Regions from separate parts of the Homo sapiens genome. Here region 2 is linked to region 1. Evidence: chromatin loops called from intact Hi-C (ENCODE). Cell type or tissue: PC-9. All regions are shown on one strand. Each heading gives the region's core, and the rest is flanking DNA. Links, peaks and the distances in the headings are about the cores only.

Evidence for each region. Hi-C counts contacts between places; a loop is a spot of excess contacts. Peaks named below come from ENCODE experiments on the same cell type or tissue, not always from the same donor. Only the 100,000 strongest peaks of a DNase experiment are listed, where the experiment ranks them.
Region 2: it touches region 1 in a loop (5-fold over the local background); 3 of 110 quality-filtered maps call a loop at or near these places.

What each region holds. Positions count from the first base shown.
Region 1 is chr9:112,109,317-112,118,498 of GRCh38, reverse strand. SUSD1 (sushi domain containing 1) reads left to right here. Exons shown (of 17, transcript NM_022486.5): 7 at 5,631-5,728; 8 at 6,659-6,845. Among named protein-coding and RNA genes, the nearest start is that of SUSD1, 61 kb to the left of the region's middle. In PC-9, for the core only: CTCF peaks have their summits at 5,162 and 5,361; DNase peaks (open chromatin) are centred at 5,358, 5,758 and 7,818; H3K27ac peaks cover 5,297 bases.
Region 2 is chr9:112,707,465-112,715,464 of GRCh38, reverse strand. All of the region lies in intron 2 of INIP (INTS3 and NABP interacting protein), which reads left to right. Among named protein-coding and RNA genes, the nearest start is that of INIP, 6.7 kb to the left of the region's middle. In PC-9, for the core only: CTCF peaks have their summits at 3,975 and 4,175 (motif pointing right); no DNase peak of the experiment used is centred there.

The DNA.
Region 1 (9,182 bases), core at 510-8,509:
AAAGAAAAAAAGTATTCGCGTGCCACCAAAAATCATCCCAAAGTGTGCAATATATTTTACACTAACGTACTCTAAGCCATGCTACTCCTACTTATTTTATGTGAATCTAAGACTTCAAAGAAAGAAAGGAAACACATGAAAACTTTTATAGCCAAACATACATTTATTCAAGTAGGCACTGTGGGAAGCCATACCCTGATTTCTGTGGTGCTGCCATTATCATCATGTGTTTGCCTTGGAATCCTATTTGATAATGTCCTTTGGAGGTAGTTTATGAGCCGTATTAGAAGATCAGTTACATTCCTTTTGAAATCAGATGCTGTTTTGACTAGAAATGATGCTGAGCTTGCTTGACCATCTGTTTGGGTCACCTGGATTTATTCTCTATGACCTTTTGCTGTTTCCAAAAATAAAGAAAAAGGATATAAAATTGGAAACCAAGGGAGTACACTAGACCAGCCCCTGTCCTTGCACAGTGGGACTTCTGAAAGAGTAGTCTGGGCTCACTGTCTTATTCCCTCCCCTCCTATGCTCTTCTCAGCCTACTGGGGGGAAACCAGGCATCGAACACCCCCACTTCACTGTAGCATCTCACCAAGGTGACTGATGACTACCTAACTGCCAATTTCATGTTCCAGTTTCAGCTGTCATTCTTCTCAACCTTTCCACAACATTTAGCATTGTTGATCCTTTATCCATCCATTCAACCAGTTCAACCAAATAATACATAGTTTTTAGTATCTATATTTAAGGCACTGTGCTAGGGCCTGAGGATAGAGAGAGAAACATGGTCTTTGCCATCGTAAAGTTACATTCAGGAGAGGTGGTCATTATATAATGACTTACGTATTTAGTTACAAGTGTGTTAAGTACCACATACAGAAATACTAGATGCTAACAAAATACCAAAATACATAACATTATGTACATCTATATCTATATATACATAACATATATATGTACCTGTGTGTACACACACACACATAGAGTAAAGCAAAACAAAGGCTCTTACTTTATCACTCACTGAGACTTTCTCTCCCCAAATCCAGTGAGACTTCAGCTGGACACTGTGGGGGCCTCCTTCTTTTAAGCCAGAGAGGCCTCTGTGTTCTACAACTGGGCAGGCTGAGGGCCTGCTCTTCCCACCTCTACCCAAAGTCAAACCACAGATCTAATCCTGATGCCGTGGGCACTCCATGAGGGGAGAAAAGCCATGTGAGAGGAGAGAGGGAGATGGAGTTTGCACCCTCTGCCTTGACCTGCTCCAGGCCCTTCTTGGCTAGGGGATGAGGAGGCTGTGGGAGACTGGTGGGAAAGAAGGCTGATAATTTTCTTAAAAGAATTTATTTTTATTTTTTAGGGACAGAGTCTTGTTGTATCACCCAGGCTGGAGTGCAGTGGCACGATCTCAGCTCACTGCAACCTCCGCCTCCCAAGTTCAAGTGATTCTCGTGCCTCGGCCTCTTGAGTAGCTGGGATTACAGGTGTGCACCACCACACCTGGCTAATTTCTCTATTTTTAGTAGAGACATGTTTTTGCCATGTTGGCCAGGCTGGTCTTGAACTCCTGGCCTCAAGTAATCCGTCTGCCTCGGCCTCTCAAAGTGCTGAGATTACAGGTGTCAGCCACTGTGCCTGGCCTTGGAAGGCTGAGAGACACTCTTTCAAGTCCTTCCTTTCCTTCCTAGACATCAGTCACTCTACCAGCCTCCTGCCTCTCTTCTGCATTGCCTTTTTCCTCTGGTTCCCCCCTGGGTTTCAGTGTTTCCCAGTGTTCTGCCATTGGGCCATTCACTGTCTCTGTCCTACCTGCATATCTCACCTGCACCCATACCTTCAACTAACATTCACAGATCTATGACTTTCAAGAGTACTTTTTCCCTACATAGTCAGCAGATAACATCGTCACAGCCCAGTGCCTGGCATGGCAGGATGCTTGGCATTTGATAGCCATTCAGTTAGTAGTGAGCAGGGAATGAAAGAGCCCTGGGACAGCTCCAAAGAGGACTTCCAGAAATGTTTTCAGTTATCAGCACTATTGGAATGAGGGCATATAGTCTCCATTAAAAGGGCAGCATTAATGTAGATGTTGAATATCTGATTCTTTTATAAAGGAGTCTTTCCAACTAATTTGTAGGCACCTGGAGGGAAAAGCAACCAAACTTTGTTAAACTGCTCCCTGGGATGAAATATCTGACACCCCTATAATTGGATCTGGGTCCCATCTGTGCAGAGAGCATGGCACAGGCTGGAGGCAGATGGCATCTTTGAGATGCCATTTACAGTTGTCATAGTGAATGAGCAAGAAGGAAGGACAAGAAAGAAAACTCCTTTCTAATCTCTGCTTCGATGACAAAGGAACTGAGAGTAAAAAGGAAATTCGCTTTGCTGGCAACTCAGAGAGAAGATGAGGGCTGGGCTGGTGCCTTTTCTTTCTGGACCAGGTGGTGAGTTAGCATCAAAGGGATGTGTAAGTGAGCAGAGATGCCAAGAGCTCTGGGGCTTTGAAGGGCAGCAAAGAGGGTAGAGGCCAGAAATATCTGGGGCTTGTTCAGGCTGATAAAAGACTGGTACCAACATCATCTTTATGCTACCCAAGGGGGCGAACTGAAGGTCATTGTGTCTCTTAGGGTACCCATGCTCATAATTGGAGTATTTCTTTTCTTTTTTTTTTCTTTTTTTTTTTTTTTGCAATGGAGTCTCATTCTGCCGCCCAGGCTGCAGTGCAGTGGCACAATCTTGGCTCACTGCAACCTCTGCCTCCCAGGTTCAAGCAGTTCTCGTGCCTCAGTCTCCCAAGTAGCTGGAATTATAGGTATGTACCACCACGCTTGGCTAATTTTTTTGTATTTTTAGTAGAGATGCGGTTTCACCATGTTGCCCAGGCTGGTCTCAAACTCCTGACCTCAAGTGATATGCCCATCTCAGCCCCGCAAAGTGCTAGGATTACAGGCGTGAGCCACCGCACCCACTTGGCCCACAATTGGAGTATTTCTTTGATTTCAAATTGTGTGTGTTCTAGGGAGAAATACTGATATAGAGATCCAGGAATGCTGCAGACAGCCATAGGTGGCCTTTCTGGTATCTCGGCAGGAGTTTGCCTATTTTTCCCTCTCTGCCTCCATTGATTTTCACTTGCTAATAGATAACTTGGGCTTACCCAAGACCAGGTCATGTGGGACACAGAATCTAGGCATTGCTGCTGAAGGGATGATTTAGTAAAGATATAAACTCTTCTTTGGGCAGAGAGGTCAGTAGATCTGGGTCAATCCAAAGCTAGCATTGGTTCTGAGTACAGGAGAATAGGATTGGCCCTACAGGTACCTAAGGTGCAGGCTTCCTTTTGCACTTGGAGACTGCGAAGAGATTTACTAGAAGGGAGAAACGGGAGCTGAGTTGTGGAGAGTCATTTTCTGACATGGAGAAATAGCTTTCTCACTCTTCTTAGATGGGAGCCTTTCACTGGGTTTATATTTATTATGCAGTAGAGAATCAAATCCCAGGCACCAGGAGTGGGAAACAAGGGCAGTAAAACAGGGAAAGAAGGAGAGTCAGCGTATGATGCCTGATTGTACTGGTCTCCACAGAGGGTGGGCATTACCACATCTGTGTGACAGTGTCCTTAGACGCTGAAGAAACTAAGTCTTTGTTGGACAGCCCTTCAGAGGAAAGAAAGGAGGAAGGATTTCTCTACCAGCTCCTGTCCCCACAGGATTTTAACTCCCCTGCACTTCCAGATGGCATGTGCTGGGGTGTGGGTGCTGCAGCAGGGAAGTCCCAGAATAGGAGGCAAGACCTGGTCATGTTGTCAAAACCCATCCAGGGATGGGACAAGGAGCAGGGGAAGCTGAGAGAGGCTGAGGAGTTCTTAAGAGGTGTCTGCTTCAATGGGAAAGCTTGAGCTGGGGCTGTGGAATATCCCTTTTTGGTGACATGAGGACAACTTTCTCTGGGAATAATTATATGATAGCTTCTGTCTGCAGGAATTTTGTTTGTTTGTTTTTGTTTTTGTTTTTGAGATGGAGTCTCACTCTGTCACCCAGGCTGGAGTGCAGTGGCAGGATCTTGGCTCACTGCCACCTCTGCCTCCCAGGTTCAAGTGATTCTCCTGCCTCAGCCTCCCAAGTAGCTGGGACTACAGGCATGCACCACCATGCCCAGCTAATTTTTGTATTTTTAGTAGAGACGGGGTTTTGCCATGTTAGCCAGGCTGGTCTTGAACTCCTGACTTCAGGTGACCAACCTGCCTTGGCCTCCCAAAGTGCTGTGATTACAGGCGTGAGCTATTGCACCAGGCCTGTTTGTTTTTGATAGTATTGTAAATGAAATTGTTTTCTTAATTTCATCTTTGGACTGCTCATTGCTAGTATATAGAAATACAATAGATTTTTGTACATTGACCTTGTATCCCGCAACCTCACTGACCTCCTTTCTCAGCTGTAATACTTGTTTTGGTGTGGATTCCTTAGAGTTTTATATATAGAAGTATATAAGATTGTATCATTTGCAAGTAGAGATAGTTTTACTTGTCTGTAGGAAGTTTATTTTATTTTATTTTATTACTTTTGAGATGGAGTTTTGCTCCGTCACCCAGGCTGGAGTGCAGTGGTGCAATCTCAGCTCACTGCAACCTCTGCCTCCCAGGTTCAAGTGATTCTCCTGCCTCAGCCTCCCAGGTAGTTGAGATTACAGGCATGTGCCACCGTGCACCGCTAAGTTTTGTATTTTTAGTAGAGATGGGGTTTCACTATGTTGGCCAGGCTGGTCTCAAACTTCTGAGCTCAGGTAATCCGCCAACCTTGGCCTCCCAAAGTGCTGAGATTACAGGTGTGAGCCACTGCACTCGGCTGGGAATTTGATTTCAAAGAAATAAAAAGCTAGATCCCCTTTCGTTCTTCCTGTCTGCACAACCACTTGCGGGTTGACTGGGAATGCTGAAAACTATGTTACCTCAGGGAACCAAGGCCTTCATATGGTTTCCCACATTGCTGAATTCATTAGCTGGAATATATGCAGAATATTTAAAAGAAGCAGAACAACCCAGAGGAATCAGTGGCATCCTGATAGACCAGGATTAAATAGCTTCAGTTACAGGAGTCCCAGAAGTACCTAGGAACCTTGTGGAGAATTTCTTTAGTTTGCCCCAACCTGTTTCTGAGGCATGGTCCTGTGTGGTGAGACATGTCATTTTCCCCCTGGGGATAGCAGTGACTTGAAGGAGTTTCCCATCATTCTGCTGGGAAGAGAAAGGTGGAAGTAGGTCTTACCTGTGCAGTTGCAGGGAAGGTCTCACTGAGGACCCAGCTCTGGGCCTCATTCCATTCTACCAGAGTGGAATGCCAGTGGCATCCAGTGGCCTGTCAGGTGAATCACAGGTTAGAATTCTGACCTATATCCAAGCTGGAATCTTTCCTTTCCCTCTAAGTCAGGTAATGGGCCACGCTCATTCATGATGAAGAGAAGTTGGGTGATTGGCTTGGGAGAGCTTGCATTGCCTGACTCAGTGTCTGCCTCTGAGGATGAATGGTGACCAGCAGAGATACCAGCTATGCAGAGAGACTGATCTCCTTTAGAATTTTGCTAAAGCCCATTGATGCATTTTGTGAGTTGACTGCCTTTTTCTCTTTTAGAAATTCTGACAAAGATTAATGATGTATCACTGTTTAATGATACCTGTGTGAGATGGCAAATAAACTCAAGAAGAATAAACCCCAAGATCTCATATGTGGTAAGTAAAGTGATCTACTTTTTCCTGCTAGGACAGACACGTCACCCATGGGAATATGAGTCAGAGGGACTTGCTTCCGTGAGAGCTTCTCAATCTAATTGCTGTTTTTTTTTCTTTTTTTCTTTTATTTTTTTTGTGAGACAGTCTCACTCTGTTGCCCAGGCTGGAGTGCAGTGGTGGGATCTTGGCTCACTGCAACCTCAGCCTCCCGGGTTCAAGCGATTCTCCTGCCTCAGCCTCCTGAGTAGCTGGGATTAGAGGTGTGCACTACCATGCTTGGCTAATTTTTTGTATTTTCAGTAGAGATGGGGTTTCACCACGTTGGCCAGGCTGGTCTTGAACTTCTGACCTCAGATAATCCACCTACCTCGGCCTCCCAGAGTGCTGGGATTATAGGCATGAGCCACCGCGCCTGGCCTCAATCTAATTGCTTTCTGATCCCATTGTCATTTAAAAAGAGTGGATGGAATTTTTGAAGATATCTGGATGATTTCGTTATTTTGCATTTTGTGTTTAACATATTTGTCATTCAGCAGGGTGCATGTGTGGGGGATGCATTTATATTTGGCATCCTCACGATTGCTTGTTTCCAAGCACTTGTATTTCACTCCCCCAGAGCAAGCCCGGGAGCGTCTGCTGACTTGGTGACAGAGTGCAGCCAATGGTCCTCAGGTTGCAATTGTCTCCATTTGATCATTTGTGTGCAGGAGAGCACTTCCTAGGGAGATTTCTCATTTATGTCTCCTCTAGGGGTTTAATATTCACTGGGCTGATCAGACTTTATCAGCAGACCAGGTTTACCTTACGAATGCTCCCTGGCTGAGCAGCACAGTATAAAATAGAATAGTAGGAGAATGGGCTCCAGCACCACAAATCCTGGATTGTTTTGACTGGAGTCAGAGTGGGTTCTCTTGTCTTTTCCTCTCAAAGATATCCATAAAAGGACAACGGTTGGACCCTATGGAATCAGTTCGTGAGGAGACAGTCAACTTGACCACAGACAGCAGGACCCCAGAAGTGTGCCTAGCCCTGTACCCAGGCACCAACTACACCGTGAACATCTCCACAGCACCTCCCAGGCGCTCGATGCCAGCCGTCATCGGTTTCCAGACAGCTGGTAGGTGGAGGTGAAGTCTCATTTCCTCCTAGAAAATGCTAAGCACAGAATGTGGGGAAGTATGCTGCAGAATCAGCTGGGCTGGAGAGCTCCTATTTGCTGTCTGAGATTTATACTCAGATGTAGTTGCTCCAGCCACAGAACTAGAGCAGGTCAAGAGATCCGTATCCTCTTGGTACCAGGCTGAATGGGCTCTGGGGTATTTTTTCTCAGCTGAGCCCTCCGGGAGAGGTGGAAAGTAATAAAAAGGCATTTAAAAGGAATGCCTTTTAAATGATGATCAGTCCACTCTCAAATATCCAAGGCAACAGAGGGTAGCCATGTGGCTTATCTTTGGTAGTAAACTCAAAAGTCATTTCTGGCCAGGTGTGGTGGCTCACGCCTATAATCCCAGCACTTTGGGAGGCTGAAGTGGGCAGATCACTTGAGGTCAGGAGTTCCAGACCAGCCTGGCCAACATGGCAAAACCTTATCTCTACTGAAAATAGAAAAACTTAGCTGGGTGTGGTGGCACACACCTGTAGTCCCAGCAACTCGGGAGGCTGAGGCACAAGAATCACTTGAACCCAGGGGGCAGAAGTTGCAGTGAGTGAACCGAGATTGCACCACTGCACTCCTGCCTGGGCAACAGGGCAAGACTCTGTCTCAAAAAAAACCCAAAAAAACCAAAAAGCCATTTCTTGCTCTTGCGTGTGAAAGAGGAGGTGCCAGGGAGGCTGACCCAGCAGCTTTAAAGAGATCAAGTTGAGAGTGGGGAAGTGGAAGCAGGGGCACCCCTAGGGTGCAGGAGGGTAGGTGTTAGCTGAAAAAAGGAGTGGAATGAAGGAGCTTTAAGAAGTAGAAATAAACCTCATTTTACATAATTGTCATGTGGGTTTTTAACAACATTGTGACAATTACAGTAAGTTAAAAAAAAAAAGCTCTGGTTATGGGTATGAGGACTAATTAAATACCTTGTAGACAGGTGGGGCACGGTGACTCATGTCTGTAATCCCTGCACTTTGGGAGGCTGAGGAGGATTGCTTGAGGCCAGGAGTTTGAGGTCAACCTGAGCAACACAGTGAGGCCCCATCTCTACAAAAAAAAAAAAGAAAGAAAATTTAGCTTGGTGTGATGGTGCATGCCTATAGTCCCAGTTACTCGGGTGGCTGAGGCGAGAGGATCACTTGTTCAAGGCTGCAGTGAGCTATGATCATGCCACTGCACTCCAACCTGGGTGACGGGGCAAGACCCTGTCTCAGAAAACAAACAAAAAACCCGGTAGACAAACCTTGACAAGTAATTGATGTCATTTATTTATTTTTTGAGATGGAGTCTTGCCCTGTCGCCCAGGCTGGAGTGCAGTGGTGCGATCTCAGCTCACTGCAATCTTTGCTTCCTAGGTTCAAGCAATTCTCCTGCCTCAGCCTTCTGAGTAGCTGGGATTACAGGCATCCACGACCGTGCCTGGCTATTTTTTGTATTTTTAGTAGAGACTGAGTTTCACCTTATTGGCCAGGCTGGTCTTAAACTCCTGACCTCAAGTGATCTGCCCATCTCAGCCTCCCAAAGTGCTGGGATTATAGGCGTGAACCACCACAGCTGGCCGATGTCATTTATTATTTTGGGGGAGTTGAGAAAGTTCTTAATTAGCTGTTTGCTATCCCACTGAAACTGTACCTTAACCCGAGTAGCTGGGAATAGTTCAGCAGAAATAGTTGAAAAAGTCTGCCAATCTTAACAATATAAAACCAACTATGAGATTATACAAATTAGGTCTCTTGACATTTGTATATAAATAAAACAAAATTAATTCTTTGCAAGTAAATAATATGCAGGCAAAGATATTATAAAATTAATATGGTAACTAATCAGAGAAGTCTTACAAAATTATTAGTAAACTACTATAGGGAAATGTCTTTAAAAGATCATCACTCACCTGCCACTGTTCAGTGAGGATGACAGGTTGCTGTTTGGCGTCAGCTGTTTTTACTAATATCCAATTACCTGTTCAAGTTCCTTTCCCTTGGGAAAAACATGGTCTTTGGAGTCAGGCAGATCCGGTTTTGCATCTTAACTCTGTATTGAAGAGTTGGCTGATCATGGCTGAGTTATTTAATGTCTCTGGACTAAAGGGAATTGGATTATATTTGCAAGTTAATCTAGAGAGAATTAGGATTTATGTTGAGCCATCCTAACTGGGAGCAAGGTATGTTTCCACATTTACTCAGTGTCTACTCAGGTCTTCTGTTTATTTATGCACTGTTATAAAGACTTGTCATTTTTTTCCTCTAGATCCTGGACATTCTGTTGTCTGATTTCATTATTGGAGTTATGCTATTTTCCTTAAAATGAATT
Region 2 (8,000 bases), core at 1-8,000, 600 kb before region 1:
TATTACAAAAGTCAAAAAGTTAAAAAAATTTAAAAGTTTATAAAGTAAAGTTACAGTAAGCTAAGGTTAATGTATTATTGAAGAAAGAAAAATTGAATAAATTTAGTGCAGCCTAAGTGTACAGTGTTTATAAGTATACAGTACTATATAGTAATGTCCTAGACTTTCACATTCACTCACAACTCACTCACTGACTCACCCAGAGCAGCTTCAGTCCTGAAAGCTCCATGCATCCATGCATGGTAAATGCCCTATACAGGTATACCATTTTTTGTCTTTTAAACCGTGTGTGTGTGTGTGTGTGTGTGTGTGTGTGTGTGTGTGTGTGTGTATGTATGTATGTATGTGTGTATTTTAAGATCTCAATTGGCTTTATTTGTGATTCTAGAATCAGGCAACACTTCATTTCATAAAATAGAATAAGTGTTCCCTAAACCATATTTTTACTGTACCTTTTCTATGTTGAGATACACAAATATTTAGCATTGTATTACAGTTGCCTACACTATTCAGTACAGTAACATGCTGTACACGTTTGTAGCCTTGGAGCAACAGACTGTACCGTACAGCCTAGGTTGTGTAGTAGGCTATACCATCTGTGTTTGTGTAAGTACACTCTGATGTTTGCATAACACAAAATCACCTAACAATGAATTTCTCAGAATGTATCCCTGTTGTTAAGCAACATATGATGGTAGATCTGACATTGGATCAGATATACAACATCCTTTATATTATTAATCTTATATTTTAATCTATTTTAAGATTATTTACATTGAAATTGTATTCACATTATTCACCTTATGGCCTCTTCTGACATCTATGTTCGCTTGCTCTTTTACTTGAAATCAGAACCACTTTTAAAGAAGTTTTATTGTCATCACACATTATCTGTGCCTTTATCTTCATTGCTGTAAAAACTTTTGTACACATTTCACCTGTGTTAAGATAGCTCCAAAACAAATCAAGTCAGACACATTTGCTGCTATCAAGGAGTTTTTATTTTAAAATTTGTATAAAAGTAAAATTTACTCTCTATAAAGTATTGAATCTCACTTGGCAAGTAGTTAACCACTTAACTACTTGAAGGACGCCTCTATTTCCGTTCTGTATCAAGTCTGAATTCCTGTTTGACTCTATGTATGTTTGACCCATCTTCATATTTTTAAATTACTCATCTCTGTTCTGATTTTTTTAATCTTGGTTTTGTCTTAAACTTATGGACTCTTAAAGTGTATACTCATTTGGTCCAGCTTCTTTCATTGACCATACTGTCTGTGAGATTCATCCATATTGTGCATGGATCAGTAGTTCATTCCTTGTTATTGTGGGGTAGTATTCCATGGTATGACTTTATCACATTTTGTTTATTCATTCTTCTGTTTGTAAACTTTGGGGTTGTCTCAGTTTTGGCTGTTGTGAATAAAGCTGCTATGAGCATTTATAAGTCTCTTTTGCAGGTACTTTTTTTTTTTTTTTTGAGATGGAGTTTTGCTCTTGTTGCCCAAGCTGGAGTGCAATAGCGTGATCTCAGCTCACTGCAACCTCCACCTCCTGGGTTCAAGCGATTCTCCTGCCTCAGCCTCCTGAGTAGCTGGGATTACAGGCGCGTGCCACTGCGCCTGGCTAATTTTTTTGTAGAAACGGGGTTTCACCATGTTAGCCAGTCTGGTCTCGAACTCCTGACCTCAGGTGATCCGCCTGCCTCGGCCTCCCAAAGTGCTGGAATTACAGGCATGAGCCACTGTGCCCGGCCTCAGATACCTTTTTTTTAAGAGACAGGGTCTTGTTCTGTTGCTCAGGCTGGGCTCTGAGGTGGATGAAGCTCACTGCAGCCTCAAACTCCTGGGCTCAAGTGATCCTCCCACCTCTACCTTCCAAAGTGGTGGGACTGCATGCATGCATCACCATGCCTGGCTAATGTTTTTATTTTTTGTAGAGAGAGGGTCTTGCTTTGTTGGCTGGGCTGGTCTTGAACTCCTGGCCTCAAGAAATCCTCCCACCTCGGCCTCCCAAAATGTTGGGATTACAGGCATGAGCCACCATGCTGGGCCACTTGTACCATTTTATTATTTTAGTATATGCGCTTCTGAAGAGAGCTCTCTTTGTACTGTTTTATATTCTCTCCAGCAATATGTGAATATTCTGGTTGATTCACATTTAGTGTTGTCAGTCGTTAATTTTAGCCATTCTAGAATGTATGAAGTAGTATCTCATTGTAGTATTAAAATGCATTTCCTTGATGACAAATGCTGAGCACTTTCGTTGTACTTATTGGCCATTGTAAATCTTCCTTTATGAAGTATTTGTTCAAATCTTTTACTCATTTTTTAAAAATTGGGTTATTTCTTTTATTAGCAAGTTGTTTTGTTTTCATTCTTCGGTCTGGATACAAGTCCTTTGTCAGATATGTTTTGCACGTATTTCCTCCCAGTCTCGCTTGCCTTTTCGTGTTCTTAATGGTGGTGTTCTTATCCTGTATGTAATGTGTTATTTTTCTCTGGCTGCTTTTAGGATTATCTCTTTGTATTTCAGTGGTCTGACTATGGTATGCCTAGAGGTGGTTTTCTTGTTTGGGGTTTGTTGAGCTTTTTGGATCTGTAGGTTGATGTCTTTCACTAAATTTGGGATGTTTCCATCCATTATTCAAATACTCCAAGGCTCTGCTTATTTTTCCTCAATATTTTTTTCTGTGTTTTTCTGATTGGATAATTTCTAATGCTCTAACTTTAATAACTTCTGCCATCTCCAATCTGCTGTTCATTCAATCCAGTGAACATTTTGTTTCAATTTACTTTTTAGCTCTAGAATTTCCACTTGGTCCTTTTCCATAGTTATACTTCTTTGCTAAAATACCCCTTTTATTTATTATGTCTTTTTCCCTTAAGTCTTTGAACATATTTATAATGGCTGATTTTAAATCCTTGACTGCTAATTATATCATTGGGGTTATCTTGGAGTTGGTTTTTGTTGACAGCATTTTGGTGCATATGCATCACGTTTTCCTTTTTCTTCTTATAAGTTGTGATTTGTTATTGGGTACTGGACATTGTGGAAACTCTGGATTCTGTTATATTCTTCTGAAATTGTGATTTTTGTTCTAGCAGACAGCTTGACTCAACTCATACTCAACTCCAAACTCTTGTCTCTCCTGTGTTGGGCAGAAATCTTGCAGTGTTTTTCAGCTTCCACCTGCTGCTTTATTGATGGGCTGCCTGGGATCTCCCCTGGATATGTGTAGTTCAGCAGTGAGTGAAACTTTGAGTGGATTTTATATGCATGAATTGGGCTTTATTCCTTCTGCCTCTCCCTCAAGCCTTGCCCCTAATTTTTTTGCTACTCTGTCAGCCCTAAACTTGAGTTCTCCTCTGACACCTCAAGCTAGTAAGGTGAGGCTAACCAAGCTGTTAGTGGATTGGGGAATGCTTCAGGCAAAAGGCCACAAGTTCCCAAATCTCACCAGTTGCAGTTTCTGCCTGATACTGGTCAGACTCCAGTGCCTTTAAGTAGTGAATTTTTAATATTTTAGTATTATATTTGTGGCAGGATTAGACCAACCAGACTACTCTGCCAGTACTGGAAATTGAAAGCTTGCTGATTCTGTTTTAGTTTATTAGTTATATTTAGGACAAACTAAAGGTTACATGAGTTTCGTAGAATTATAGTATTGTAAAAAGCAAGTTGTGGTGACAGCTTTCCCAGCAGTAACCAGCTAATACCATTCTGTTCTCCTCTCACATAGCCATGTGCGATTTGTGTGCTCTGTGGACTAATCATAGGTCCACATTCCCTTGTGGTTGTTGACCTCTTTATTTTTCCATTAAATTATAAGGGCCCATATTAAAAATAACTTAATTTGAGCTCAGATGAAAACTAAGAGAAGACTATTTTGGAAAGATAACATGCTGCTAAAAACCACACAATGCACTGCAAATGAAAATAAATTTTAAATTATCCCACTATTCGCACAGAGATTTACAATATGCTGGTTACTTTTTTCGTAGTTGTAGTAAAAACGCAATCATTTTTAGTATTGCCTTTGACTGACCCATAGTCAGATCCACTATGAAACATCCCCTAATCTAAATAGAAATGAATTTAGATTAGCCCTTTGGCTTCCGTTGCTCCTTTGTCAGGGATTTTTGTTGATGTCATGGAACTGCTGCTACTAGGAACCAGCAGAGGGAGTCCACATCATGTTCTAGAGACTCCCGGACTCCAGTGAAATTTTAAAATTCTTATTTATTCAGATCTATTGTATTTTTCTCTCTCTCTTTAATTTAATTTTTTTTTAAGAGGCAGGGTCTCGCTCTGTTGCCCAGGCTGGAGAGCAGTGTTGTGATTGTAGCTCCGTGCAGCCTCCAACTCCTGAGCTCAGCATCCCAAGTAGCTGAGACTATAGGCACATGCTACCACGCCTGGCTAATTTTTTTTCTTTTTTTTTTTCCTGTAGAAACAGGGTCTCGCTTTGTTGCCCAGGCTGGTCTTGAACTCCTGAACTCCTGTTCTCAAGCAGTTCTCTCACCTTGGCTTCCCAAAGCATTGGAATTACAAGTGTGAGCCACCATGCCCGGCTGTATTTTACTTTCTGTAGTAAATCATTTCTGTACTGTTTGTATGTATAAGAATTACTTAATATGGAGATTAATACCAAGGGCCTTAATTATCTTAAAATGATAACTGAAAGAACCATGATTTAAAAAAAATCTTTATGTGTTGTAATTTATTAATGTAAATAAATAGATTTTACTTATTATGTCTGGTGTAGAGAACAATTCCGTTGTGTTGGGGACTAAGCCCTCTTTCAGATCTAGCAGTCTTTCATGCCGTCATAGTAATCAGGACTGCTAAATTTCATACGCCCTTGACAGTCACTGCAGTCCCATGTTCTTCATACTGTCCAATGTAGTGTAGAACATTTGGTAGGCTTTCAATCATGAGAATTTTAGTATGCAGAGGCAGATTGTCAACCTGGGGTTTGGACAAGGTACCAAAAGCAGCACAGAGTCTTTCATTATTGGTAAATATCAAGGTCCTATGATGATGTGATGGCATTGGATTGGTTCAGCCTGATTTTAGAGAGACCTGGTGAAATACTGAGTAAGGAACATGAATTCTTTTATTTTTTTCAATTTTACAGATATCTGAAAATGCTTATAGTAGTAACTATAAGATCTGCAGATCAGGTAGTAGGAACTATTGATTTTGGGCCAGTCCAGGTGCTCTCAGCTGTGATTTCAGCATGCTGCATAGGAGTAGAATGGCAAGGCTCCTGGGAAGTGTCTTGTTTGACCTCAGACCCAAGTACAAGTCTTCACCTAAACCATATATGGTCCAGAAGGAAAGCAAGTTTATTCTTCACGTTTATACTAAAGTATGCCACCTCTCAATTAAGAGTTTGTCCCAGTGCAGTGATGCATAAATAGCATCTGAAAATTCTTCTATTTGTACCTTTTTAAAGATGAGAGTTTGTATGCAAAGACACAATTTGGAGTAGGTTTCTGAAGGCTAAATCTCTTTTTGTTGCATTTTAATTGCTATGGCAAAGAGAATGAATTAGATTTCTGATGCTAGGCTTGACCTGTAGGCTCCAGATTGAAATTGTAACTGGGAAGAATATTATGTAAAGTAATCTGAGACTGTTTGTGTAGTTAGGAGAGAGTATAGGATCCACACATGCACTCAGACTGGCCTGGGAGTTCTGAAATGTGAATGTAATTAGAAAGCTGCATGCCAATTAGTTGTGGCCTATCTAATGAAAAACTTCACTGACAGAGAATTGTCAATGTGGGATGACAGGAATCTAGTGATGTTAACCTGATGACTAGGGAGAAAGAATGCTAGATAATAATAACAATAATAGTGTGTATTTATTAAGCAACTACCATGTGGCAGGCAGTGTTCTAGGTCTTTTACTTATATTTTTCTGTATTTCCTGTAACCACCCTTTGAAGTGTTACTGTTATCCCCTTTGGTCCTGAGGCATGGTGAGGTAGTTTTCCTAATATTCAGTAGTAAGTGGTAGTGCTGAGGTGAGAACCCACGTTGATTCCATGTCCCACGTTCCTTATTCATTCTGTTTTCCCATACCGCCCTTCAGTAGGGGGAATTACAACATTCTGATGATAGATCTGATAGGAAACCACTGGGCGCTTGAGACAAGGGGCAAAAGACCTCTTCTTGATCTTTATTGGGATTAATCTAATCGTCTACATTGGTTATTAAGCAGAAAATGCTTTAAATGAAAAGGGCCTGTGAGTTTATATGTGAGAAGAAAAGAAAAATAAGTGGGGAAGAAAGGTTGATTCAAGCAGAAGATACATCATCATCTTACAAACCTCAATGGGTAGAAAAAGTGGCAGTAGTTTTAAAGAAGTAAGTCCTTAGGTCTAGGTGAAAGAGAATGTGAACACAGATCACCTGAGCAGACATTAGGGCTTGATTCCTTTTCTTTGTTACGTATTTTTGGTAAACTCTGAAAGGTGGCTAATGATTGAGTAATTTTTTAATCTTGCAAGATATAGGAAACATTCGTCATTAACTAGATTTAGGACAGAGCAAGAAAATGGATTCTTTCCTAGAATCCATTTAGAGACCCTGTCTTTGAAAAAAAAAAAAAGTTAATAAAAAAAATTAGCTGGGCATGGGGCTGAGGTGGGAGGATCGCTTGAGTATGGGAGGTTGAGGCTGCTGTGAGCCCTGATCATACCACCGCACTCTAGCCTGCACAACAGAGTGAGACCCTGTCTCAAAAAAAATAAAGAAAATGAATGCAGCCCTGTCAACATCTTGATTTTAGCCCAGTGAGACCTCTGACCTATAGATCCATAAGAAAATAGATTTGTGACGTTTTAAGCCACGAATTTTGGGTAATTTGTTACAGCAGCCATAGAAAACTAATGCATATTTAACTGCAAGAACCAAAAAAATCTAGGAACCCTCCATGACACCTTCTTCCTCATTCCTTCATATTGAATCCATCACTCTCCTCCTGATTTAACTTCCTAAATAGCTATTGGATCCGTTTGTATCTCTGCATTTCCATCCACTAAAAACTTTTATTATCTCTAGCTCTTTCTACTGTGATAGTTTCCTGACTATTTTCTCTTGTCTATTCTCAACATTGCAGTTAGAGTGATCTTTTTAAAGGGGGAAAGTTTATTTTGTTCCTCACCCCTACTTTTATGCCTTAGATTTCAGTTCAAGCATCACTTCCTTTGAAAGCCTTCTCTGACACTGCTCCCCCCGCTTTCACGCTAGGTCAAGTTTATTTAGCATTCATTCCTACAATAATGATTGTTATAAATGCTCATCAAATGGTTTCTTTATTTCAGACTACTCATGTTAGATTTTAATTACACATTCATTCATGTGATTATTTGATTGATCTCTATTTTCACTGGACAGTTTGAAAACCATGAAAGCTAGAATCATGTCAAGTTTTGCCTTATCATTGCATCCTTAGAACCTAACTTTGTGCCTGTATGTGATAGCATGAAAGACTGCTAGATCTGAAAGAGGGCTTAGTCCCCAACACAATAAATATTTGTTGAATCAATAAATAACTGAAAACATGTTAAACATGTTAATAGTGCCACAGTGACGTTGCTCTAGTACTAAACATAGGTGTCTCAACTATGGTACTTTAATGTACTATATAGTTGTGAAGAGTATATAGCTTGTAGGATAACCACTTGACAGGATTTAAGTAATCTTTTAAAAATTATTGTTATGAAAGTGTAGTAGATTGTCCATAACTGCATAATCAAAATAATTTTCACTTTTAGCTTTAGATTTTTTTTACAATAAGAAGAATTTCAGTTAGTCTTTAAGTGTGATAGAGCTGTTAAAGGAAAATGAGTATCAGCTCTTAGATTTTAAATGCAATCTGATGTAATGCTAGTTACTTGAGAATGTTTTTAGTGACAAAGAAATGTGCGGGAGGAAAAAAAAGAAATGTGCGGGAGGAAAAAAAAGAAACGTGTGGGAGTCAAAATGTT